Linked DNA regions of Homo sapiens: region 1 is linked to region 2. A link is a loop called in an ENCODE intact Hi-C map of the cell type or tissue named here. Cell type or tissue: mammary epithelial cell. All regions are shown on one strand. Each heading gives the region's core, and the rest is flanking DNA. Links, peaks and the distances in the headings are about the cores only.

The links. Hi-C counts contacts between places; a loop is a spot of excess contacts. Peaks named below come from ENCODE experiments on the same cell type or tissue, not always from the same donor. Only the 100,000 strongest peaks of a DNase experiment are listed, where the experiment ranks them.
Region 1: a loop joins it to region 2, with 6 times the contacts of the local background. A loop is called at or near these places in 10 of 110 quality-filtered maps.

What each region holds. Positions count from the first base shown.
Region 1 is chr15:52,047,591-52,060,242 of GRCh38, reverse strand. MAPK6 (mitogen-activated protein kinase 6) reads right to left here. Exons shown (of 6, transcript NM_002748.4): 3 at 10,106-10,250; 4 at 1,446-1,610. It overlaps LOC112268150 (a long non-coding RNA gene), which reads left to right. Exons shown (of 2, transcript XR_002957719.2): 2 at 2,988-4,262. Among named protein-coding and RNA genes, the nearest start is that of MAPK6, 35 kb to the right of the region's middle. RefSeq lists a silencer at 6,985-7,185. In mammary epithelial cell, for the core only: no CTCF peak of the experiment used is centred there; a DNase peak (open chromatin) is centred at 7,082; H3K27ac peaks cover 2,283 bases.
Region 2 is chr15:51,975,029-51,987,680 of GRCh38, reverse strand. It overlaps a transcript of MAPK6 not described here. Among named protein-coding and RNA genes, the nearest start is that of LEO1, 9.6 kb to the right of the region's middle. In mammary epithelial cell, for the core only: a CTCF peak has its summit at 5,240 (motif pointing left); a DNase peak (open chromatin) is centred at 5,280; H3K4me3 peaks cover 191 bases; H3K27ac peaks cover 1,044 bases.

The sequences.
Region 1 (12,652 bases), core at 2,882-10,881, 72 kb before region 2:
TTTAAGACACAGCATCTTTGCGGTTGCCCAGGCTGGAGTGCAATAGCATGATCATAGCTCATTGTAGCCTTGAACTCCTGGGCTCAAGGAATCTTCCTGCCTCAGCCTCCTGAACAGCTAGGACTACAGGAATGCTACAATGGTGCTGAACCATGCTTAGAGAAATATATGGTATACTACAGAAAGGATGAGAGGTAAGTATAGAGGGAAATTAACCAGAGTAGGGCTCCTAGGAGTCTTATACGTTCACTCAGATGTACTTAATCCTGTTTGCTTTTTTCCTTCAAAGATCATAAAGAATGTGGGGTGAGAACATGTATTCTTTTTACCAAGTTGCCACTGCCTCAGAATGTGCTCTGTCCCAAAATAAAACTCCACTGTTAAGAAGAAAGTAGTATGGAGCATACAATTGATAAATCTTTAGTCTCAGAAACTCCATCCACTCTGCATTCACTTGCTTGCAAGCACAGTGCTGCCACATGTGACCACCAAGGATCTTTGCTCAATGGTTAATAAACCCCAGTCAGTGGCCAAATATTCAGTTTAATTCAAAGATTAAAACATGGTCCCCACCCTAATGAGGGTACGAAAAAGATTCAAATAGCATTATACAGCAAGGTTACAAATGCTTCAACAGCACCGTCCTCTTGATTAGTGACAACTACTCTGAAGTGGATCCAGGTTATCACTGCACACAGTGTCTTCACCTGGCTGAGCAGAGTCACACCTTAGAGAGGGTATGCAGACACCCACCCTGTTCCCCACTCCACCTCCCAATTCAGAATTACTAGTTCAGCATTTTAAAAGTGCTCCTTGGCCAGGTGTGGTGGCTTACACCTGTAATACTACCACTGTGGGAGGCTGAGGCAGAAAGGCTGCTTGAGCTCAGGAGTTCAAGACCAGCCCAGGGAAGACTCTGTCTCTATTTTTCAATAAAAAATAAAAATAAAGTGTTCCCACAGAGGACTCATTTAGATATGAACAGGGATGTTGTGACAGTGGCTACAGGGTTACGAGCAAGGGAGCTAGCAATGGAATTTGTGCAGACAGACTCAAAGACTGATTAAGAATGTGGAACTACTGAAAAGCCTGCAAAACCGGCTGAAATTAAATACAGCAGCTTTCTTTTTATCCAGGCATTTACAGGAGTTCCAAGTATATCTGAGGGAAAAAATGCCATCATGATTTTGTCCCCAGTGCCTATATTCAAAATACTTGCTACTTGCTCTGGAAAGTGATTCAGAGGAACCAAAAAAACAGATCGTAGCCCAAGTAACAGGACAAAAAAAGGGAAAATGAGAGTTGAAGTTTTACGTACACCTTAAGTGTCTAAAGACTATTTTGGAGAAAGCCCCATATCTAAGGATAAAAAGCTCCAGCTTCCCTACACAGATTCTGCCTCACACACAGGCATTAACGTGAGGGTTACTCTCGAGTCACAATACCTTCTCGACTAATTCCTGGAAGCAGCTGAGTTAAAGGTTTGTGTGGCTCAGTCATGTCATTTCTAATGTAAACTGGAATTACGCTGAGAAGCTCCTGACGATCTTCCTCATGTACAACAGGAATAGATTCTAAAATCAGCTGCATCTGTTCAAGTTCATGTGCACCTGAGGTTAAAAAACAAACAAAAAAACACATTCCTCAATGTTTACTTATTTCACAATAAACATACTAAACTAATTTAAATATTATAATGACCAGTGGGGGGAAAAGTTTGAATTGTATCATCAGCAGGTTTCATTGCTTTGACTATCACCAATCTACTTATCTATTTCAATTTCTGCTTACTGATGTATTTAGTTTTTGCTGCTTTGTTTCCATAGGGAACTGACTCTTTAAGTTTGGTCTCATATTAAGGTTATCACAAACTAGTGAAAAAAAAAGCAACTGAGATTCAAGAGATCTGGATTCTGGTCTTAACTGTACCACTAATTTACTGGCTATAACTTCAGAGACAATAGCTAACATCTCTTAGGACTTTATTTCAACATCAATGAAATGAAGGGTTGGACTAGACTTGTAAAACAGGAAGTTTTATAGTTCTATGTTAGGGCTCAGTTAGCATTTCTAGGTTGTTAGGCAATGAAAGAAATAAAGGGGGAAACTTTAGGCTAAATAGGTGGTGACTTTTAAAAATTCCATTTGCTGTACTCCAGCATGGATGACAGAGTGAGACCCTGTCTCAAAAACAAAAAATAAAAATTCCACTTGCCTTTCCTTTAATGTCTATAAATTCATTGAACATTCAAAATTCCTTTTAGTTCCTACTATGCGCAGGACACTTGAGAATACAGTTATGAAACAAAACAGACCAAGTGCCTGCCTTCATGGATCTTACAATCTTGTGGATAAAGACAGATAATTCTGTAAAGTAGGTCTTATGGTGACATATGCTATAAAGAAAAAGAGAGTAAGCTAAGGGTGATGGCACTGTTGGGAAGAATAGGGTTGTTAATACTTTTTTAAAGTCAAGAGTTCGAGACCAGCCTGGCCAACATGGTAAAACCCCATCTCTACCAAAAATACAAAAATTAGCCAGGCAAGGCGCATGCCTATAGTTCCAGCTACTTGGGAGGCTGAAGCACAAGAATTGCTTGGACCCTGGAGGAGGAGGTTGCAGTAAGCCAAGATCATGTCACTGCACTCTAGCCTGGGCAACAATAAGACATTTTTTTTTTTTTGAGACAAAGGAAGGCCTCACTAAGAAGTGGAAAATTAAGGAAGTCAGGAATACACCAAACATTCATATGGAAGAAAGAAAGGAGTTCTAGGAAGATGGAGAGAAGCCCAGAAGACAGAGGCAGGTTGGTATGTCAAAGAAACAACAATTAGACAAGTGTAGCAAAAGGAGAGTAGCTTGGGGCAGATAATGGGAGATAAGTCAGAGTGGTACTAGAACAAAGGGTTTGCTTTACCCTGAGTTTGATGGAAAGCCATCATGCAGTTTGAGCAGAGATGACATGATCTACCTTGTCTTTCAACAGGACCACCCTGGCTGCGATGTGGTAACTAAAGACAGCAAATACTGAAGCAGGAAAGAGAAGGTCCTTCTAACAGGAGAGACATAATGGCTGACTGGACCGGGGGAGGGATAGTAAGAGTGACAGTAACAAGCCGTTAAGAGTCTGGATATAGTTTGAAGAAAGAGCCCACAGGATCTGTGCTAACAGAAATGAAGGACAATGACAAGATTTTTGTCTAAGCAACTGAAAAATGGAGGTACTGGTTTGCTAACATGAGTAAAAACAACGTATGAGGAAGAAATATCAGGGGCCCAGTTCTGGGTAGGTTAACTTTGTTATTAGACATCTGAGTGGAGATATTGAGTTAAGGAACCTGGAATTCAGACGAGAGGTCAGGGCTGAAGATATAAATTCAGGAGTCATCATAAATTCAGGAGTCATCATCAGATATAGATAATTCTTAAAGGAATGAAAAAGAATGAGACTACCCAGGGACTAAGTGAAGCTAGAGAAGCAGGGAGCCCAAGGACTGAATCTGGGATACTTCCAACACGAGGAGAAAGAGAACTGGCAAGGGTGACTGGAAAGAGGCCAGGGAAGAATTCAAGAGTGGCGTGCCCAAAGACAGGTGAAAAAGCACCTGAAGAGGTGAAGATCAATTGCAACAAATGCTGGAGATGGCTCAAAATGAGGACTTAGAATTGACAAGGGATTTAGCATTATGGAGATCACTGGTGACCTGTGGAGAGTGGTTTCTGGTGGAGGACAAAGCCTGACTGGACAGGGTGAAAGACAGAATGTAAGCAGAGGAATTAAGAGCAGCAAGGATGCACGCATCTTTTGAGAAGTTTTACATCCAACGAGTACAGTAGTATGTGGCAGTAGCTGAGGGACTGTGGGGTCAGGACAGATTATTTTGTAAGACTGGAAAAATTCTATCAATGTTTGAATGAATACTGATAAAAGTGATCTAGCAGAAGAGGTAAAGTGAAGATGCAAGAGATAGAAGTGCTACAGCAGGAAAGAGGGAAAATATCTACTGCCCAAGTACAAGTGTTAACCTGGGACAGGAACACCTATAGAGAGACAATCTGGACACACAAGAGAAATGCACCAAAAAATAAGACACACAGGCTAAAAACACACTGATTTCCAATGAGTGCTTGGTCCTTACCTTTTGTTGCTCTGTTCATTTGCAACTTATACCTAATTAATAACCACTCAGATTTCCCTTCGTGTTTTTATTGAATGGGTCACTGACAAAAATCAATAAAGCACCTGGCAACTAGAAACAAACTACAATCTAGATCTTTCCAATCATTTCATTGCAAACTATTCCTATTAAATGTAAAACTATGCTACTTAAGAGTTTTAAAACAAATCCAATTATTTTTATTCCTATATTTAATGTCCGAATGTGCATTGAACATTTAAAAACAAACATTTAAAAATACACAAATACAGCCGAGAGCAGTGGCTCACACCTGTAATCCCAGCACTTTGGAAGGCTGAGGCAGGTAATGACCTGAGGTCAGGAGTTCAACACCAACCTGACCAATATGGTGAAATCCTGTCTCTACTAAAATTTCAAAAATTAGCCGGGCATGGAGGCATGCACCTATAGTCCCAGCTACTCGGGAGGCTGAGGCAGGAGAATCGCTTGAACCCGGGAGGAGGAGGTTTCAGTTAGCTGAGCTCATGCAACTGCACTCCAGCCTAGGCGACAGAGCGAGACTCCTCCAAAACAAACAAACAAACAAAAAAACCCTTTGTATAATCCATGCAGCAGCAGTAGGTACTGACTCACTTCTATGACTTGGAGCATGACCAAATGATTTTTCATTATATAGACTTAAATTTGTTTTTGTTCTAAGACAAAGTCTTGCTCTGTTGCTCAGGCTGGAGTAAGTGGCATGATCACAGCTCACTGTAGCCTTGACCTGCCGGGCTCAAGCAATCCTCCCACCTGAGCCCCTTGAATAGCTGGGACCACAGGTGTGTGCCACCACACCCAGCTACATTTTTGTTTTTTGTCGAGACAGGGTCTCACTATGCTGCCCAGGCTGGTCTCTAACTCCTGGGCTCAAGTGATCCTCTGGTCTCAGCCTCCAAAAGTGCTGGGATTACATGTATTAGCCACCACACCTGGCTTGTTTTTCTGACTCGTTACTGTGGTGGCTTTAAAATGTGTCCACTTGGCCGGACACGGTGGCTCTTGCCTGTAATCCCAGCACTGTGGGAGGCCAAGGCACACAGATCACCTGAGGTCAGGAATTTGAGACCGGCCTGGCCAAAAGGGTGAAACTACTAAAAATACAAAAGTTAGCTGGGTGTGGTGGCAGATGCCTGTAATCCCAGCTACTTGAGAGGCTGAGGCAGGAGAGTCGCTTGAACCTGGGAGGCGGAGGTTGCAGTGAGCCAAGATCGCACCATTGTACGATTGTTGGCTAGGCAACAAGAGGAAGACTCAGTCTCGGAAAAAAAAAATTATATATATATGTATGTGTGTATCTATGTATGTGTATATGTGTGTGTGTGTGTGTGTGTATAGATATATGTATGTACACTTTACCCTTGTTCATTCGAGAAGGTAAAAAATGAAAAAAAAAGGTCCAAAAATTCTTTTGATACTCCTCCCTTTAAAGGGTGGAACTGAACTCCGCTCCCATTGACCATGAAGCGTACTTAGTGACTCACTTCTAACACATAAAGCTAAAGTTGACAGTATGTAACTTTTGAGACTTGGTCACAAAAAGATATTTTACATGTGTGGTCAACTGATTCTTTATGAAAGTGTCAAGATAATTCAGTGGGGAAAGAATCTTTTCAACAAATGGTGCCAGGACAAGAGGATGTCCACATGCAAAAGAATGTGTAAAAGTTAATCCCTTCCCGTCCCACCCACCCCCAATACAGAGTCTCGCTCTGTTGGCCAGGCTGGAGTGCAGTGGCAAGATCTCGGCTCACTGCAACCTCCACCTCCCAGGTTCAAGCAATTCTCCTGCCTCAGCCTCCCGAGTAGCTGGGATTGTAGGTGCGCGCCACCATGCCCAGCTAATTTTTGTATTTTTAGTAGAGACAGGGTTTCACCATGTTGGCCAGGCTGTTCTCAAACTCCTGATCTCAGGTGATCCACTTGCCTCCGCATCCCAAAGCGCTGGGATTACAGGTGTGAGCCACCGCGCCCAGCTGTATAAGAATCCTATAAAACTCTCAGAAGACAACACAGGAGAAAACATCCATGACCTTGGGTCAGGCAATTATTCCTCAGACATGACACCAAAAACAAAAGAGACAAAAGAAAAAGGTAACTGGACTTCAGAATTAAAATCTTGTTTCAGGCCTGGCATAGTGGCTCACACCTGTAATCCCAGCACTTTGGGAGGCTGAGGCGAGTGGATCATGAGGTCAGGAGTTCGAGATCAGCCTGACCAACGTGGTGAACCCCGTCTCTACTAAAAATACAAAAATCAGCTGGGCATAGTGGTATGTGCCTGTAATCCCAGCTACTCAGGAGGCTGAGGGAGGAGAATTGCTTGAACCCAGGAGGGAGAGACTGCAGTGAGCCGAGATCATGCCACTGTACTCCAGCCCAGGCAAGAGAGCAAGACTCTGTCTTAAAAAATCAATCAATCAATCAATCAATCAACCAATCAATCAATCAATCAATCAACCAATCAATCAATCTTGTTTCAAAAGACACTATAAAGAAAGGGAAAAAAAACTGCAGAATAGGAGAAAATACATGTAAATCACAAAATATTTGTATTCAGAATTATGTAAAGAATTCTTACAACTCAATAATAAAAAGACAACCCAATTTAAAAAATGGGCAATAGATCTGGACAGACATTCAATCATCCATTAGTTATTAGGGAAATGCAAATCAAAACCACAATGAGGCCGGGTGCAATGGCTCCCACCTGTAATCCTTGCACTTTGGGAGGCCAAGGCGGGCAGATCACTTCAGGTTAGGAGTTCGAGACCAGCCTGGCCAACATGGTGAAACCCCGTCTCTACTAAAAACACAAAAATTAGCTGGGCGTGGTGGCACAAGCCTTTGTAATCCCAGCTACTCGGGAGGCTGAGAGCAGGAGAACTGTTTGAACCTGGGTGGCAGTGGTTGCAGTGAGCCAAGATCACACCACTGCATTCCAGCCTGGATGACAAAGCAAGACTCTGTCTCAAAAAAAAAAAAAAAAAAAACCACAATGAGATACTACTTCATACCCGATAGGATGGCTATACTCAAAAAGACAAAATTTAACTCTCATGCATTGGTGGTGGGAATGTAAAATGGTACAGCTGCGCTGGGAAACTGTTCTTCAAAAAGTTAAACAGTTACCACACAGCTCAGCAATTCCACTCCTAGGTATATATACCCAAGAGAACTGAAAACATATTTTCACACAAAAACTTGTACGCAAATATTTACAACAGCATAATTCATAACCAAGAAGTGGAAACCCAAATGTCCATCAACTGAGGAATGGATAAACAGCATGTGGTATATCCATATAGCAGAATACTATTTGCCCGTAAAAAGGAAAAAAGTACTAACATATGCCACAACATGGGTAAACCTCCAAAATATTGCTACATGAAAGAAGCCTGTCACAAAGTCCAAATGTTATCTGAAACAACCAGAGTAGGCAAATCCATAGAGACATAAAGTAGATTAGTGGATGCCAGGGGCTGGGGGAAAGAGGAAATGAGAAGTGACTGCTAATGGTTTGCAGGATCTTTCAGGAGCCAAGACAGTGTTCCAAAATTAGATTGTGGTAATGGTTACACAACTCTGTAAATATACTAAAAAATATGGAACTATATTATTTAAATAAATTGTATGATATGTGAATTATATAACAATACAACTTTTTAAAGAAAGATATACTGGCTTTCTCCTTGCTGTCTTTTGGATCACTGGTTCTAGAGGAAGCCAGCCACCATATTATGAAGACACTCAAGCAGTCCTATGGAGAAGCCCACATGGTGAGGAACCGAAGCCTCTTGGTAACTGTCATGTAAGTAAGCTATCTAGAAGTGGATCCTCCTGCCTTGGTCAAGACTTCAGGGTAACTGCTGCCCTTACCAACATCTTGACTGAGAAAACATAAGCTAGAACCACCCAGCTAAACCACTCCCATATTTTGACACACAGAAACTGTAAAACGTTAATAAATGTTTGTTGTTTAAGCTACTAAGTTTTGGAGTAATTTGTCACACCGCAACAAACAGAATTGTTTATATATGCTGGAAGGCACTTGATATCAGGAACATAACCTCTAATCACAGTATTGTTCCTAAGCAAAAATCAATCCATTTAATAATTTAGTTTCCAGGAATCCCTCCGAATTCCAATTTAGAAAACTATCATACATCTTAGAAATTTTTTTTTTTTTTTTTTGAGACAGAGTCTCTGTCGCCCAGGCTGGAGTGCAATGGCGCGATCCCAGCTCACTGCAACCTCTGCCTCCCAGGTTCAAGCGATTATCGTGCCTCAGCCTCCCCAGTAGCTGGGATTACAGGCGTGCGCCACCATGCCCAGCTAATTTTTGTATTTTTAGTAGAGACAGGGTTTCACCATGTTGGCAAGCCTGGTCTCAAACTCCTGACCTCAAGTGATCTGCCCGCTGCAGCCTCCCAAAGTGCTGGGATTACAGGCGTGAGACACTGAGCCCAGACAGAAATTTTAGATAAATATTAGAAAAAAATTATAAAGAGCTGGCTTGCTGTTATATAAACTAAGTACTGGCATTAACATACTTAAAAGACATTTATGCACGCTGTCCTTTCTTCACCAGTGCTCTCCTATGTACACTAATCTTTCTTATGTAAATAGACTCTGGCCTATTCCTTTCCTTCTGCTCTTAGCACCGTCTGGGGGTTGGGGGGAACCACTCTAAAAATGGGTATGGAGGGCCTGGTGGGGTGGCTCACGCCTGTAATCCCAGTACTTTGGGAGGCCGAGGCGGGTGGATCACGAGGTCAGGAGATCGAGACCATCCTGGCTAACATGGTAAAACCCTATCTCCACTAAAAATACAAAAAATTAGCCGGGCGACGGGGCGGGCGCCTGTAGTCCCAGCTACTCGGGAGGCTGAGGCAGGAGAATGGTGTGAACCTGGGAGGCGGAGCTTGCAGTGAGCAGAAATCGCACCACTGCACTCCAGCCTGGGTGACAGAGCAAGACTCCGTCTCAGAAAAAAAAAATGGGTATAGAGGGGGAAAAAGTTATGTCAAAAGACAGAAAAAGGCCTTAATCACTATCACACCACTTCCCCAACTAAAAAATCTTCAGTACCCCTACTATTCCTTACTTTTCCATATGGAAAGTCCTCTGCCTACTTTCTAAATACTTTCTAGTATTCCGACCCCATCTTAACTAGTCATAAATATGTTTATTATTATTTGACAACTTGCACAAATCTCAGATTCATGAATGCACCAGGCTTATACTCTTATTTATATGGGTACCCTTAAATAACACATTTTCTCTCTTCCCCAATTAAAATTCTTCGCTACTTCTAAATAGTGAAAAATCTGTTTGACTCCATAATGCCTTCCATTCCAGCAATCACTGATGCATAGCTTCTCTAAGTTTACAGCTCTAGTCTATACTAAATAATTTTATACAGACCTATGCTTTGCTTTATGACACAAGACATTTTTCATGGATTACTCATCTCATCTTGACAAAGTCCTCTCTCACACACTTCTTTAGACTTCTAAATAGCACCAAACTTAACAAAAAATTACTTGTTTGGTTGTTTATAGGGGGAGGGGACCAAGAAAAATTTGTTGGATTTTCAACAATGGCTTAAAATTTTCACCAGGAAGTGATGATACTGACAGAATTATGCAACTTAAGTATCAACACAAATTACCAACAAGTATTATGGGTCCACAAAATATGAAATTATATTTAAACAGGAGTTCTGATAATTTATGAAGTGACCAATTTAGTGAATATGTGAATAAGTTTTCTCAATTTTTTTATTAAAAACGCCAATTTATCTGTTCATTTTAGTATTACAGATCATAACAAATTATTTTAAATCTTATATGAATCTTGCTTCAGAGATAAAATGCAAAATTACTTCTCTTTGGGAAAATTTTTCCCCCCACAAAATACTAACCTGCAAAAAGGGTTTTACCAGTCAGCATTTCAGCAAAGATGCAGCCTGCAGCCCACATGTCAATGGCTTTAGTATAATTATTAGGAGAAAGTAAAAGACGTGGAGATCTGTACCATTTAGTAACCAATCCTTCAGAAAGATGACCCTATAAAAGAAACAAAAAACATACTTTTTTTACTTTAGCTGAAGAACAGTACTTACAACTTGATTAAAGAATCCTTAATTTGCCAGGCGTGGTGGCTCATGCCTGTAATCCCAGCATTTTGGGAAACCAAGGTGGGCGGATCACCCAAGGTCGGGAGTTCGAGACCAGTCTGACCAACCGGAGAAACCCCATCTCTACTAAAAATACAAAATTAGCCAGGTGTGGTGGTGCATGCCTGTAAACCCAGCTACTTGGGAGGCTGAGCCAGGAGAATCGCTCGAACCCGGGAGGTAGAGGTTGCGGTGAGCCGAGATTGTGCCACTGCACTCCGCCCTGGGCAACAAGAGCTAAACTCCATCTCAAAAAAAAAAAAAAAAAAATCCTAATCTTTAACCCCAGCACTTTGGGAGGCCGAGGTAGGTGGATCACTTGAGGTCAGGAATTTGAGACCAGCCTGGGCAACATGGTAAAACTCTGCCTCTACTAAAAATACAAGAATTAGCCTGGCATGGTGGCACACGCCTGTAGTCCCAGTTACTTGGGAGGCTGAGGTGGGAGGATCACTTAAGCGCAGGAGACAGAGGTTGCAGTGAGCAAAGAGCAAGACCCTGTCTTTAAAAAAAAAAAAAAAAAAAAAAAAATTATATAACTCTAGGCCACACATTCAAAGCATTTTTCAGAAGACGAGCTGGTTTACACTCAGTCTTGAGATAATCAAAGAGCAAGTATGCTTCAAGTCAGAACAGTAGGGAAGAGCACCAGAGGTGCTACTTATAAACCAATGTCTACCTCCTTAATGACCTCTACTATAAATCCTATTCATCACCTATTCAACTACTTTACAATTACAAAGCACCTTACAAAACCTTACACATATATTGCCTTATTTCATCCTCAAAACTACCCTGAGAGATTGTGATGGTAGATATTAACTCCATTTTATAGGTGTGATGACTGAGAGAGTGAGATCTGCTTCAAGTCATATAGCTAGTTGGATGTAGAAATGGAGTCAATTTTATATAGTATAAGTCTTATTAGTTCAGTGCTCTATCCACAATACTTCACTGTGGATACAGTGCTCTACCCACAATATTTCACTGTGGACGTCGTCAGTGTAATACTCATCTCTTTTTCTTTTTCTCTAGGAAAAAAAAGTTGTCTGTGTTGCCCAGGTTGGTCTCAAACTCCTGGCCTCAAGTGATCCTCCTGCCCCGGCCTCCTAAAGTGCTGAGATTACAGGCAGGAGCCACTGCGCAGGTTGGTCTCAAACTCCTGGCCTCAAGTGATCCTCCTGCCCCGGCCTCCTAAAGTGCTGAGATTACAGGCAGGGGCCACCGCGCTTCCAGCCTAGAACTCATTTTCTACAAAATATCTTTTTTGTTTGGAAATGGAGTTTTGCTCCTGTTGCCCAGGCTGGAGTGCATTGGCGCAATCTCAGCTCTTTGCAACCTCCACCTCCTGGATTCTCCTGCTTCAGCCTCCCGAGTAGCTGGAATTACAGACATGCACCACCAGGCACAGCTAATTTTGTATTTTTAGGAGAGACAGGGTTTCACCATGTTGTCAGGCTGGTCTCAAACTCCTGACCTCAGGTGATCCGCCTGCCTCAGCCTCCCAAAGTGCTGAGATTACAGGTGTGAGCCACTGTACCTGGCCCAAGTAAAAATACCTTAATGTGGGCTGGGCGTGGTGGCGGGCGCCTGTAATCCCAGCTACTTGGGAGGCTGAGGCAGGAGAACTGCTTGAACCCAGGAGGCGGAGGTTGCAATGAGCTGAGATCACACTATTGCACTCCAGCCTTGGTGACAAGAGCACAACTCAGTCTCAAAAAAATAAATAAATAAAAATAAAAATAATCTTAACGTGAAACAACATGTATGAAGATTTGTCTTAGGCATGTACTGTGGAAAGCTAACAAAGCAGGGCTCCCAGGGGTTCTTTACAACCAAAGCAGCTCCACCTCTCTAATTTAAACATCAGGGTCCCACATAAGATTTCATTTCCAAACTAAAAGACCAAGGTTCAGCTTGAAAAATATTAAATTCTTGTATGAAGGCAATTTGCTATCTAAGACGAAGTTGCTGTGAGATCTTTTTGGCTATACTTATTACCAATTGTTTATGTGAATTTAGATTTCAAGCTAAATTTAGTTTAAACAAAGCAGAACTGAATAGTACAGGCTCAAAGAGACAAAAGAAGACATAAGCTTGGGTGTGCTGGCATGCACCTTTAGCCTCAGCTATTCAGGAGGCTGAGGCCAGAGGATCACTTGAGCCCAGAAGTTTGACACCAGCCTGAGCAACACAGCAAGATCTTGTCACTAAAAACTTAAAAAAAAAAAAAAAAAGGCTGGGCATGGGGGCTCACACCTGTAATCCTAGCATTTTGGGAGGCTGACGCAG
Region 2 (12,652 bases), core at 2,144-10,143:
TCTGTGAGGGGACTGGAGGGTACTGGGTTGGTTTTACTGAGTATGTAGATTTTATTTTTTTTGAGGCAGAGTCTCACTCTATCACCCAGGCTGGAGTGCAGTGGTGCAGTCTCAGCTCACTGTAACCTCTGCTCCCCACCGACCCCACACTAGGTTCAAGCAATTCTCCCACCTCAGCCTCCCAAGTAGCTGGAACTACAGGTGCACGCCACCATGCCCGGTTAATTTTTGTATTTTTAGTAGAGACGACGTTTCACCATGTTGGCCAGGCTGGTCTTGAACTCCTGACCTCAAGTGATCTGCCGCCTTGGCCTCCCAAAGTGCTGGGATTACAGGTGGGAGCCACAGTGCCCAGCCTGAATAGGTGGATTTTAAAGGTAGGCATCTGAACAAAAGGAGAGGACTTCAGATTTTATTCTTGGGGCAGTGGAAATTTGGTTAAGAATTCCCTCCTCAGTTCGATTTCTTTTTGCATTATAAAAGTAATCTAGACTTTTCTTAAAACATTTCAGAAACATAAAAATTAGAATGCAAAATTCTCCCATAATCTCCAGTACTCCCAGAGAAAAGCTTTGCTAACAAGTTGAAATAGTCCAGATTTTTTTCTGTGCATATGGTAATACGTTTTTATAAATATTACAGCAGTGGAATCATGCTGTAAATACTTTTTTTGCAAACTGCCATTAAAGACTTTGAGCAAAATTAAATAGAAGCCATATTTTAAGATGATTATCTTTTGGCAACATGCACATAGATGTCCCTAATCCTTTCTAATTCATTTTGAGCTGTACTGAGGGGAGAAATGGCAACAGAGGGAGTAAAGGGCTGTCATAATAGTCTGGGCAAAAATATGGGTAGGGACTATGGCAGCAGCTGATGGAATTGGGGATTGAGAACTTTTTTCTATTATTTCAAGATCTTGGGCCACATAAATGAAAACAGAATTCGCTCTTTCACCTTTGAGAGGGGAAAATATAAAAGAGTGAATTCATCCATATTTTAAGATAGTCATATGCTCTAATTATGGTACTAGTGGCTGAAAAGGGAAGAAATTGCTTCCTAAGCAGTGACAGTGAGGCTAAAATGGTATTTTGAATACAACGATGTCTTTTTTGATTACAAAAGCATTACATAATTATAAAAGCATTTGTAGAAAACATGGAAAATATTGAAAAGTCAAACAAAAAATAAAAATCACCCAAAATTCTGTCACTCAGCTGCAAACTCCATGTACATTTTGGCTTATGTCCTTTCAGACATTTTCTTGTGCAACTGTATGAACATACATATACTTAAAAAAAAAACGAAATTGGGATAATCCAAAATACTGCTTTGTGACTGATATGGTTTGGTTCTGTGTCCCCACCCAAATCTCATGTTGAATTGTAATCCCCAATGTTGGCGGGGACCTGATAGGAGGTGATTGGATCATGGGAGTGGATTTTCTTCTTGCTGTTCTCATGACAATTAGTAAGTTCTCATGAAATCTGGTTGTTTAAAAGTATGTAGCACTTCCCCCTTCACTTTTTCGGCTTCTCCATCATGATTGTAAGTTTCCTGAGGCCTCCCAGCCATGCTTCCTGTACAGCCTGCAGAACTGTGAGTCAATTAAACCTCTTTTCTTCATAAATTACCCAGTCTTGGGTAGTTCTTTATAATAGTGTGAGAACAGACTAATACAGTGACATACAATTTTTTTGTCGTTGTTTTTTGTTTTTTTTTTGAGACGGAGTCTCACTCTGTCGCCCAGGCTGGAGTGCAGTGGAGCGATCTCGGCTCACTGCAAGCTCCGCCTCCTGGGTTCACGCTATTCGCCTGCCTCAGCCTCCCGAGTAGCTGGGAGTACAGGCGCCCACCACCATGCCGGGCTAATTTTTTGTATTTTTAGTAAAGACGGGGTTTCACCGTGTTAGCCAGGATGGTCTTGATGTCCTGACCTTGTGATCTGCCCGCCTCGGCCTCCCAAAGTGTTAGGATTACAGGCGTGAGCCACTGCGCCTGGCCGGGTTTTTTGTTTTTTGTTTTTTTGAGACAGTGTCGCTCTGTCACCCAGGTTGGAGTGCAATGGTGCAATCTCAGCTCACTGCAACCTCCATCTCCCAGGTTCAAGAAATTCTCCTGCCTCAGCCTCCTGAGTAGCTGGGATTACAAGCATGCGCCACCACACCCAGCTAATTTTTGTATTTTTAGTAGATATGGGGTTTCGCCATGTTGGTCAGGCTGGTCTCAAACTTCTGACCTCAAGTGATCTGCCCACCTCGGCCTCCCAAAGTGTTGGGATTGTAGATGTGAGCCACCGTGCCTGACCATGATATACAATATTTTATTTTATTTATTAAAGATGGGGTCTCACTCTGTCACCCAGGCTGGAGTGCAGTTGTGTGATTGTGGCTCATGGTAGCCTGGAACTCCTGGACTAAAGCACTCCTCCTGCCTCAGCCTCCTGAGTAGTTGGGACTACAGGTGCATGCCACCACACCCAGCTAATTAAAAAAATTTTATATAGAGATTGGGTCTCACTATGTTCCCCAGCGTGGTCTACAACTCCTGGGCTCAAGTGATCCTCCCACCTCATCCTTCCAAAGTTGTAAGCCACCACACTCAGTCAACAATTTTTGCCTGGCAATATGTTATAAGCATCTTCCCATGACTTTGAACAGTCTTTTAAAAATCTTTGGTTTTTAAGTTAATATTTTTATTCTTCTTGTTGATTATAGTAGTGATACAATTTCATTGCAAAAGTGCGAAACAAAAAACAAAACAAACTCACAGAAGTATATAAAGTGGAACATGACAGTCTTCCCATAATCTCACTTCCCAGAGATATAGAGCTGTGCTGCATCCTGCCTGCACTAGCCCATTTAAGCTGATTGTGTAGATCTCTTCCCAAGTGTGTACAATAACTATACATTGACAGCTTGAAATCAGCCATGGCAGGAATATTTGCACCATGAAATTAGCAAACACCACATATCAGGGCTTTTCTTCCCCCCCGGAGAACTGGTTGTTAAGCTTTTACTAGCGCATCACTGTACACATCCTCCTAGACATTTACTGCATATTTAAATATTTGTTTCTGGCCGGGCACGGTGGCTCATGCCTGTAATCCCAGCACTTTGGGAGGCTGAGGCGGGCGGATCACGAGGTCAGGAGATCAAGACCATCCTGGCTAACACGGTGAAACCCTGTCTGTACTAAAAATACAAAAAAAAAAAAAAAAAAAAAAAAAAAAATTAGCCGGCGTGTTGGCAGGCGCCTGTAGTCCCAGCTACTCGGGCGGCTGAGGCAGGAGAATGGCGTGAACCCGGAAGGCGGAGCTTGCAGTGAGCCGAGATTGTGTCACTGTACTCCAGCCTGGGCGACAGAGCGAAACTCCATCTCAGAAAAAAAATTTGTTTCTGAAAACATAGAAAACATCCAGTTTCCTAACTGGCTTTAGTGATTCAACAATATATGATGCTCCTTTCTTCAATACACATTCATCAACCTAATCCTTTTTATTTGCTACTTAGTATTCCACTGTGTAACTGCATCATTATAATTTATTTGAACAATTCTCTATTGATGGGTGTTTTGATGGGTTCCAATTTCTGGCTATTATAAACAAAGTTTTGGTGATTTTTTTTCATCTATTTGCACATCTGTCAAATTACTTTCTTAACATCAATTTCTAGACTGGATTTTTTTTTTTTAATGAGACAGTATCTTGCTCTTTCACCCAGACTAGAGTGAAGTGGCATAATCATAGTTCACTGCAGCCTTGAACTTAGACATGGAAATATTTAATCAAAGAGTATAGCCATTTACAGTTTAGATAGATAATACCAAATTGCCCTTTCAAAAGGCTGTCTTATTATTATTTTAGTAATAATTATTATTAAAATCTTGCTCTGTCACCTAGGCTGGAGTGCAGTGGCATGATCATGGCTCACTGCATCCTCAACCTCCCAGGCTCAAGTGATCCTCCCACCTCAACCTCCAAAGTAGCTGGGACTACAGGCATGTGCCATGCCAGCTAATTTTTAAATTTTTTTATAGAGACAGTGTCTTGGTATGTTGCCCAGGCTGGTCTCCAACTGCTGGGCTCAAGCAATCCACCCACCTAGGCCTCCCAAAGTGCTGGGATTCCAAGCAAGAGCCACCACATCAGCCCTGTTGTCCTGTTTTTTTTTGTTGTTGTCGTTTTTTGTTTGCTTGTTTTGAGACGGAGTTTCGCTGTTGTTGCCCAGGCTGGAGTGCAATGGCGTGATCTCTGCTCACTGCATCCTCCGCCTCCTGGGTCCAAGTGATTCTCCTGCCTCAGCCTCTGAGTAGCTGGGATTACAGGCCACCACTTCCAGCTAATTTTGTATTTTTAGTACATACGGGGTTTCTCCATGTTGGTCAGGCTGGTCTCGAACTCCCGACCTCAGGTGATCTGCCCACCTTGGCCTCCCAAAGTGCTGGGATTACAGGCATGAGGCACCACGCCCAACCTAAAAAAAAATTCTAAAGGTTAATATTGTTTTTGCAAATAGAAATTTATGACCCTGGGATATTTTTTGGCTGTTTTCCTATTAGTTACTTCTTTCTGACATTTTAGGCCCAGGATTCTAACCCATTTTCCTACCCAAATTTTGATTTTGTGTTAAGTAGCAGATAAAAAGTGTGTACATGTGTGTTTGCACATCTGAAAGTTAAACTTATCCATACATCACTATGAATCATGATTAACCTAAAATGTCACACCCATTTAAAGAAAGGAATTAATCCTGCCTGTCATTTCCTCATTGAGTAAGGAAATAAACTGCAGTCAAGGAAGTAAAATCTTCACTGGATTCTTTAGGGAAATTTCATCTTATGGAGCCCAAGAAAAAATTTAAAAATTTCCTTAAAAGGTAACAGTTACTTTATATAAATGATTACTTTATCAGCAGATGCATACAAATCAGAGTGCCTATAGTTGAAAAATATTTTCTTAGTGTTTTCTAGTCTGAAAAATACCTTTTTTATTTTTTTTTACTTGGGAAAAACACGAAAAAACACTGCCTCATTTTATCATAAGAAGTGTTTTGATTGCTATCTAAAGGCAGTATTCTTCAAGTCTCCTCTTATCTAAGACCTCCTTCACCACCACCAACACAGGACATTTTCTTTCTAAAGAAAAATTAGTAAGTGTATAGTGTATGTGTGAGTGTGTATGTGTGTGTACCTCATTTTACATATGATTGAGATCTCTTTAGGGTATACCATCACCATCTTGTGGCCTTTTGCCATATTACTGTTAAGGATGTTAATACTGCAATGCTTTTTTGCCATTGCAAGCATGAAATTCAGCATTATCTCCTCTTGGTAGTCCTCTGTGGGTGAGATGAAATATACTGAGGGCCAGATGCAGCCTGCGTGCCAGCAGTCCCCACCCGCCGACGAGATAGTATCTCTGCAGTTATGCTGTGTTCTCACACGATTCTAAATCAGCCAGTTGGATAAGGAAATCCAGTGAAAGATCTAATCAGAGCAGTTTTGCTGTAAAGTGAAATTTTCAGTTTTGCTTTGTGTTTGAGCCGGATCTGTTTTAGTGGTTCCTTTCTATTTGTAAAATTTTGGTTGGCAGGGAAGTCTACATTTCCTGATGTTTCTCTCTGTCTCTGTGTTTGTGCTGTTGGGATGTTTTCACATTTTTGTTTCAATATTTCCCCACCTCAGTACTATTTTATTATGTGCCTTAAAAAATTATTTTTCCATCCCCTTCTGTCACTCCTTTCCCTTTGTATTCTTAATCTATTTTTTTCCGTCCTTTCTTTCCTTCCTTATACTTCTCATTTTCAGTTTCTTTGATATCTTTTCTGCATATCGTTTTTCTTATTCAGCTTCCTCCACTAACACCCACAGCACCCTCCGTACCCCATCCTCCTTTCTTTGTTCCTTCTGATTCTTTCCTCCAGTAGTTGTTCCTGCTCTGGTGTTGAGTACGCTGACCTCATCCTGCCTGCTGCAAAGGTCTTTTTAGGACATAGCTCTCTGGTAACCCTCAAGCTTCAGGAAGGAGTCTAAAGTCTATCTATTCCAGGAAGCGGGTTCCTAAACCCAACCCTATATTTAAAAGGTTCCAAAAGGACAAACTTTGCTTCTGTCCTAAGAAATAATTTCTGACTCATTACCTTTATTCTGTTCTTTTTTTCTTCACATAAGTCTGAATTTTCTTTTTTTTCTTTTTCTTTTTTTTTTTTGAGACGGAGTCTCGCTCTGTCACCCAGGCTGGACTGCAGTGGCACGATCTCGGCTCACTGCAAGCTTCGGCCTCCCATTCATGCCATTCTCCTGCCTCAGCCTCCGGAGTAGCTGGGACTACAGGCGCCCGCCACCACACGCGGCTAATTTTTTGTATTTTTAGTAGAGACGGGGTTTCACCGTGTTAGCCAGGATGGTCTTGATCTCCTGACCTCATGTTCCGCTGGCCTCGGCCTCCCAAAGTGCTGGGATTACAGGCATGAGCCACCGCACCCGGCCGATAAGTCTGAATTTTCATAGGAAGCATATTGGAACCTTTTCCAAGCTTATATTTGCATGTCCAAACTCTCATTTGTATAGGGAGTAATTTATATACTAGTGCTTTGGAGATGACACTTGAATCTTATAAAAAGCAAGTTAGATTAATGGTGGTGGAGGAAAGAGGTTCAGGAAAGGGGTTTGCTATCATTTTAGAAAACAGCTTACATTTAATTATGGGAAGTATGTTTTCTGTCTTTTTCTGGATACCCTGCAAATGCTTCCATGAGGTAATCAGCTCTACGTTGAAATAGCTTTTGTGGCTGGGTGCGGTGGCTCATGCCTGTAATCCCAACACTCTGGGAGGCTGAGGTGGGCGGACCACCTGAGGTCAGGAGTTCAAGGCTAACCTGGCCAACATGGTGAAACCCCATCTCTACTAAAAAATATAAAATTTAGCTGGGCGTGGTGGTATGCGCCTGTAGTCCCAGCTACTGGGGAGGCTGAGGCAGGAGAGTCGCTTGAACCCAGGAGGTGGAGGTTGCAGTGAGCCAAGATTCTGCCACTGCACTCCAGTCTGGGCAACAGAGCAAGACTCTGTCTAAAAAAAATAGCTTCTGTAATTCCAACTGGTAAATAGCTCCAAACACACAAAAAAATACTTGAGGCAACTAATGTGATGCCCAGTTTATGATGTATTATGCATCCTAGATACCAAACTGGTAGGAAAATTGTAGTTCAACAAAGGATATGCTACCTAAACAAAGGTTTTTTCCTGCTTATTCTAAAACAAATACATGTTCATTGTGGAAACCCTAGAAAATATTAAAATGAACAAAAAAATAAAATCTCAGCATCCAGAGTTAACTAAACACTACTGACATTTTGGTATCCACATTTTTTTTTCTTTTTTTTTTTTAAGACAGTTTTGTTCTTGTCACCCAGGCTGGAGTGCAATGGAGTGGTCTCGGCTCACCACAACATCTGCCTCCCAGGTTCAAGTGATTCTCCTGCCTCAGCCTCCCAAGTAGCTGGGATTACAGGTGCCCGCCACCACGCCCGGCTAATTTTTGTATTTTTAGTAGAGATGGGGTTTCACCATGTTGGCCAGGTTAGCCTTGAATTCCTGACCTCAGGTGATCTGCCCACCTTGGCCTCCCAAATCACTGGGATTACAGGTGTGAGCCACCGCGCCCGGCCCTTCTACTTCTAATTTTAATTTTGAATATGCTCATTTGGTACAAAATTCAAAAGGTACAGAGTGTAAAGTAATGTTTCTCTTCTCTCCTCCAGTTTTCTAGCTCCTTCTCTTGGAGGCAAGCACTGGGTCCAGCTTCTGATGCAGTCTTCCAGCAACAGTCTCTCTGTTTACATGCTAGACACACACACATATTCACATTTTTTTACTTTTATTTTTTGGAGACAGGGTCTCACTTTGTCACCCAGGCTGGAGTGCAGTGGCGCAATCTCTGCCTTATTATACTCTCGACCTCCCAGGCTCAAGTGATCCTCCCATCTCAGTCTTCCAAGTAGCTGGGACTACAGGCACATGTCACCACATCCAGTTAATTTTAGTATTTTTCGTAGTGATGGGGTTTCGCCTTATTTCCCAAGTTGGTCTCAAACTCCTAAGCTCAAGTAATCCGCCCACCTTGGCCTCCCAAAGTGCTAGGATTACAGGCATGAGCCACCATGCCCAGCCTATATTTAAATTTTAATGGTAGCTTTATATAAATATTATTCAGAATGTTTTTTCCTCCTCCTTACCATGTATCTTGGAAATAAAATATTCTTTACTAAAATTATTAGTGTGTGGTGTTAAGTTTTAAAAGTCAAATAATCCTACTAAACTGAAAATATGTTTATGTTATTATGTCTGAGCAAGTCTTCTTAGCTGTGTAGCTTAGGGCAAAGTTTCTTAGCTTCTCTGTTCTTCCTTCTCCCTTTCTTTCTTTCTCTTTCTTTCCTTCCTTCCTTCCTTTTCTTTCTCTTTTTTTCTTTCTTCTTTCCTTCTTTCTCTTTTCCCTCCTTCCTTCCTTCCTTTCCTTCCTTCTCTTCCTTCCCTCCCTCCCTCCCTTCCTTCCTTTCTTTCTCTCTTTTTTTTTTCAAGGTCTCACTCTGTCACCCCGGCTGGGGTGCAGTGGCATGATCATGGCTCACTGCAGCCTTGACTTCCCAGCCTCAAATGATCCTCATGCCTCAGCCTCCCAAGTAGCTGGGACTACAGGGGTGAGCCACTATTCCTGGCTAATTTTTTTGTGACCAGGTCTCACTATGTTGCCCAGGCTGGTCTTGAACTCCTGGACTCAAACGATCTGCCCACCTTGGCCTCCCAAAGTGTTGGGGTTATCGGTGTGAACCACCATGCTTGGCCCCTTCAAATTCTTGACATGTAAAATGGGAGGAATGTAATGTAATCTATGTTATAGGGTTGTTGTGAAAATGGAATAAGTTAGTTCTAGTCCACAATCCCTTTTTCAAAATTCTGAAATCCAAAAATCTCTGAAATTGTTTTCTTTTAAAAGTTTTTTTCTTGTTTTGTTTTTTTAATGGGGTTATAAGGTAATCCCCCCAAAAAATCTCTGAAATTGAGCGTACTTTCATAACTCATTTTGGTGGCAAATGCTGACCCAAACTGATCTAAACCTATTTAAACTTTATCACTCTTAGTTTGAATTTTCATACATTTTACTATAGAAATTTAATTTTGATTATAGGATGCTGGTCAGCCCCTGCTGGGTGTGGTAATAGAGTTTAGATACCGTATTACCTTTTTGAAATCTGGGCATGGTGGCTCACGCCTGGAATCCCAGCATACTGGGAGGCCAAGGCCGGTGGATCACCTGAGGTCAGGAGTTTGAGACCAGCCTGGCCAACATCCCAAAACCCTGTCTCTACTAAAAATACAAAAAATTAGCTGGGTATGGTGGTGTGTGCCTCTAAGCCCAGCTAGTCGGGAGGCTGAGGCAGGAGAATCACTTGAACCCAGGAGACGGAGGCTGCAGTGAGCTGAGATTACACCACTGTACTCCAGCTTGGGCGACAGAGCAGGACTCTGTTACAAAAAAAAAAAAATTAAACTGTCATCAGTAATTCCTTTTGCTTCTTTCCATTGTTGGTTTTCCTATCTCAACAGCTTTTCTCTTCCTTGGTTTAGTGGACCACCTCATTTTGGTGGACAATTCATAGACTGTAAAATATTTGAGCAACCTTACCAGTTGCTAAGGCTGCATAACAAAATACCTCAAAACTTAGTGTACTATGCCACAGCACCCATTTATGGTCTCCTGGTTACTCTGAGACAATTGAGGAAAGGCTCAGCTGGGCACTTGTGGCCTGGGCTCCTTCACTGAGGTGGCATCCAAATGGTGGCTGGGGCCAGGTATGGTGTCTTGTTCCTATAATCCCAGTACTTTAGGAGGCCAAGGTGGGAGGATCGCTTGAGGCCAGGAGTTCGAAGTCATTCTGAGCAACATAGTGAGACCCTGTCTCTACAAAAAAATAAAAAGTTAGCCAGGTACAGTGGCACATGCCTGTAATCCCGGCTACTCAGGAGGCCGAGGTGGGAGGATCAGTTGAGCCCAGGAGTTCAAGGCTGCAGTGAGCTGTAATCACACCACTTGACCTCCAGCCTGGGTGACAGAGGGAGACTTTGTCTCAAACAAAACAAAACAACAACAACAAAATAAATGGAGGCTGGAGTAGGAACTGTAGGAGGGCGATAACAGATGGGGGTTGGCCTGGCATCTCTCTTCATTTGGTCTCCCTGTGTGGCCTCCTTTGGGCTTTTTCACAGCATGGAGCCTCAGGGTAGTTGCACTGCATACATAGAGGCTAGTTTCCTTCGGATACCATTACTCTTTCCTTTATTTAATGATAGTTTGGTGAGTACAGAATTCTAAGATGGATCGGCCGGGCGCAGTGGCTCACGTCTGTAATCCTAGCACTTAGTGAGGCCAAGGTGGATGGATTGCCTGAGCTCAGGAGCTCGAGACCAGCCTGGACAATATGGTGAAATCCCGTCTCTACCAAAATACAAAAAATTAGCCGGGCGTGGTGGTGTGCACCTGTAATCCCAGCTACTCGGGAGGCTGAGGCAGGAGAATTGTAGAACCTGGGAGGCAGAGGTTGCAGTGAGCCAAGATCGTACCACTGCACTCCAGCCTGGGCAACAGAGAGAGACTCCATCCCCCTTCCCCCAAAAATAATAATAATAATTCTAGGATGGATAATTTTCCTTCAGAATTTTATTTTATTAATTTATTTTTTTGAGACAGAGTCTTGCTCTATCTCCCAGGCTGGAGAGCAGTGGCTTAATCTAGGCTCCTGCATCCTCCGCCTCCCGGGTTGAAGCGATTCTCCTGCTTCAGCTTCCTGAGTAGCTGAGATTACAGGAGTGCGACCGCCAAGCCCGGCTAATTTTTGTATTTTTAGTAGAGATGGGGTTTCACCATTTTGGTCAGGCTGGTCTTGAACTCCTGACTTCATGATCCGCCTGCCTCGGCCTCCCAACGTGCTGAGATTATAGGTGTGAGCCACCACACCCGGCCTCCTTCAGGATTTTAAAGACAATTCCACATAGTTCTAACTCTCAGAATTGTTTAGAAATCTGACAACATTTTAATTCCAGATTCTTCATATGCCAGCAGATTTTTCTCTCTAGAAACTTTTAGAATTTTTTTTTTAATCCCCAGTGTTCTGAAATTTTATAGTGAATCAGGGAATGAATTTGATAAGCTGGTCAATGTTCTTGTTTGAGTTTTACGTTCTGCTCAATTTTATGTCTCAATAACTGCGTTCCCTCTGGTCACTTCATTAATATAGTTTGAATCTTCCTAAGAAACCTTTCCTGACTAACCCCCATCTTCACTGATCATTTTCTGGCTTTCAATTTTTAGTACCTCTACATAGTTTATAATTAACTTCTTTTTTTTTTTTTTTTTTTTGAGATGGGAGTCTCGCTTTGTCACCCAGGCTGGAGTGCAGTGGCACGATCTCAGCTCACTGCAACCTCTGCCTCCCGGGTTCAAGCGATTCTTCTGCCTCAGCCTCCCGAGTAGCTGGGACTACAGGCATGTGCCACCACGCCCGGCAAATTTTTTATATTTTTAGTACAGATGGGGTTTCACCGTGTTAGCCAGGATGGTCTTGCTTTCCTGACCTCGTGATCCGCCCGCCTCGGCCTCCCAAAGTGCTGGGATTACAGGCGTGAGCCACCGTGTCCAGCCCCCCAAACTCTTTTATATGAAGAAATATGTTTGTCATTATTTTTATATCCCTATAGCACCCATTGTGGGACCCTAATTCAGTAATTCAGTAAGGAATCCAGTAAAGGCAGACTGTTAGTGAATATCATGTGTCTTCCAAGAAATCAGCTGAGTATTTACTTACTGCTATAGAGAGAAACTACAAGGTTCCTCTCTTGCTCTCTTTAATTCAGATCAGCCTGTTCCCTTCTAAAGGCCAACTCCTTCCACAAAGTGCTCAGAAAAGCCACATGATCCTCCTGTGGAGTGGCAGTTTACCATAAATGGAGTGAATTTTCAGTGAATATATTCTGTTTAATCAATCTGTTATTTTTCCTCTAAGTCGTTAAGGTGTTACACAAATTTAAAAACATATATTCCTTTTTGTGTGATTTGGTGTAAGTATATATTTTATACTTTTTTTTTTTAGACGGAGTCTTGCTCTGTCTCCAGGCTTGAGTGCAGTGGCGCGATCTTGGCTCACTGCAACCTCCGCCTCCCGGATTCAAGCGATTCTCCTGCCTCAGCCTCCTGAGTAGCTGGGACTACAGGTGCATGCCACCCCACCCAGCTAATTTTTGTATTCTTAGTAGAGACGAGGTTTCACCATGTTGGCCAGGATGGTCTTGATCTCTTGACCTCGTGATCCACCTGCCTTGGCCTCCCAAAGTGCTGGGATTACAGGCGTGAGCCACCGCGCCCGGCCTGTTGAGTATTTTTTTGATTACCTTGTAAAAATGTTTGTGATGATACATTAATTGTATTGTGTTATGTACTCAACCTCATTGAATCTTTGTTCTTCGGGTTCTATGGTATCTAAAAAGATATTATTCTGAGGATCTAGCTTCACCTTATGAAAGCAGAACGTTCTTTCAAAAACTGAAAGAACGAAGATAAAGCCACTCTGAAGTTGTTTTATTTAATCACACACCTAATAG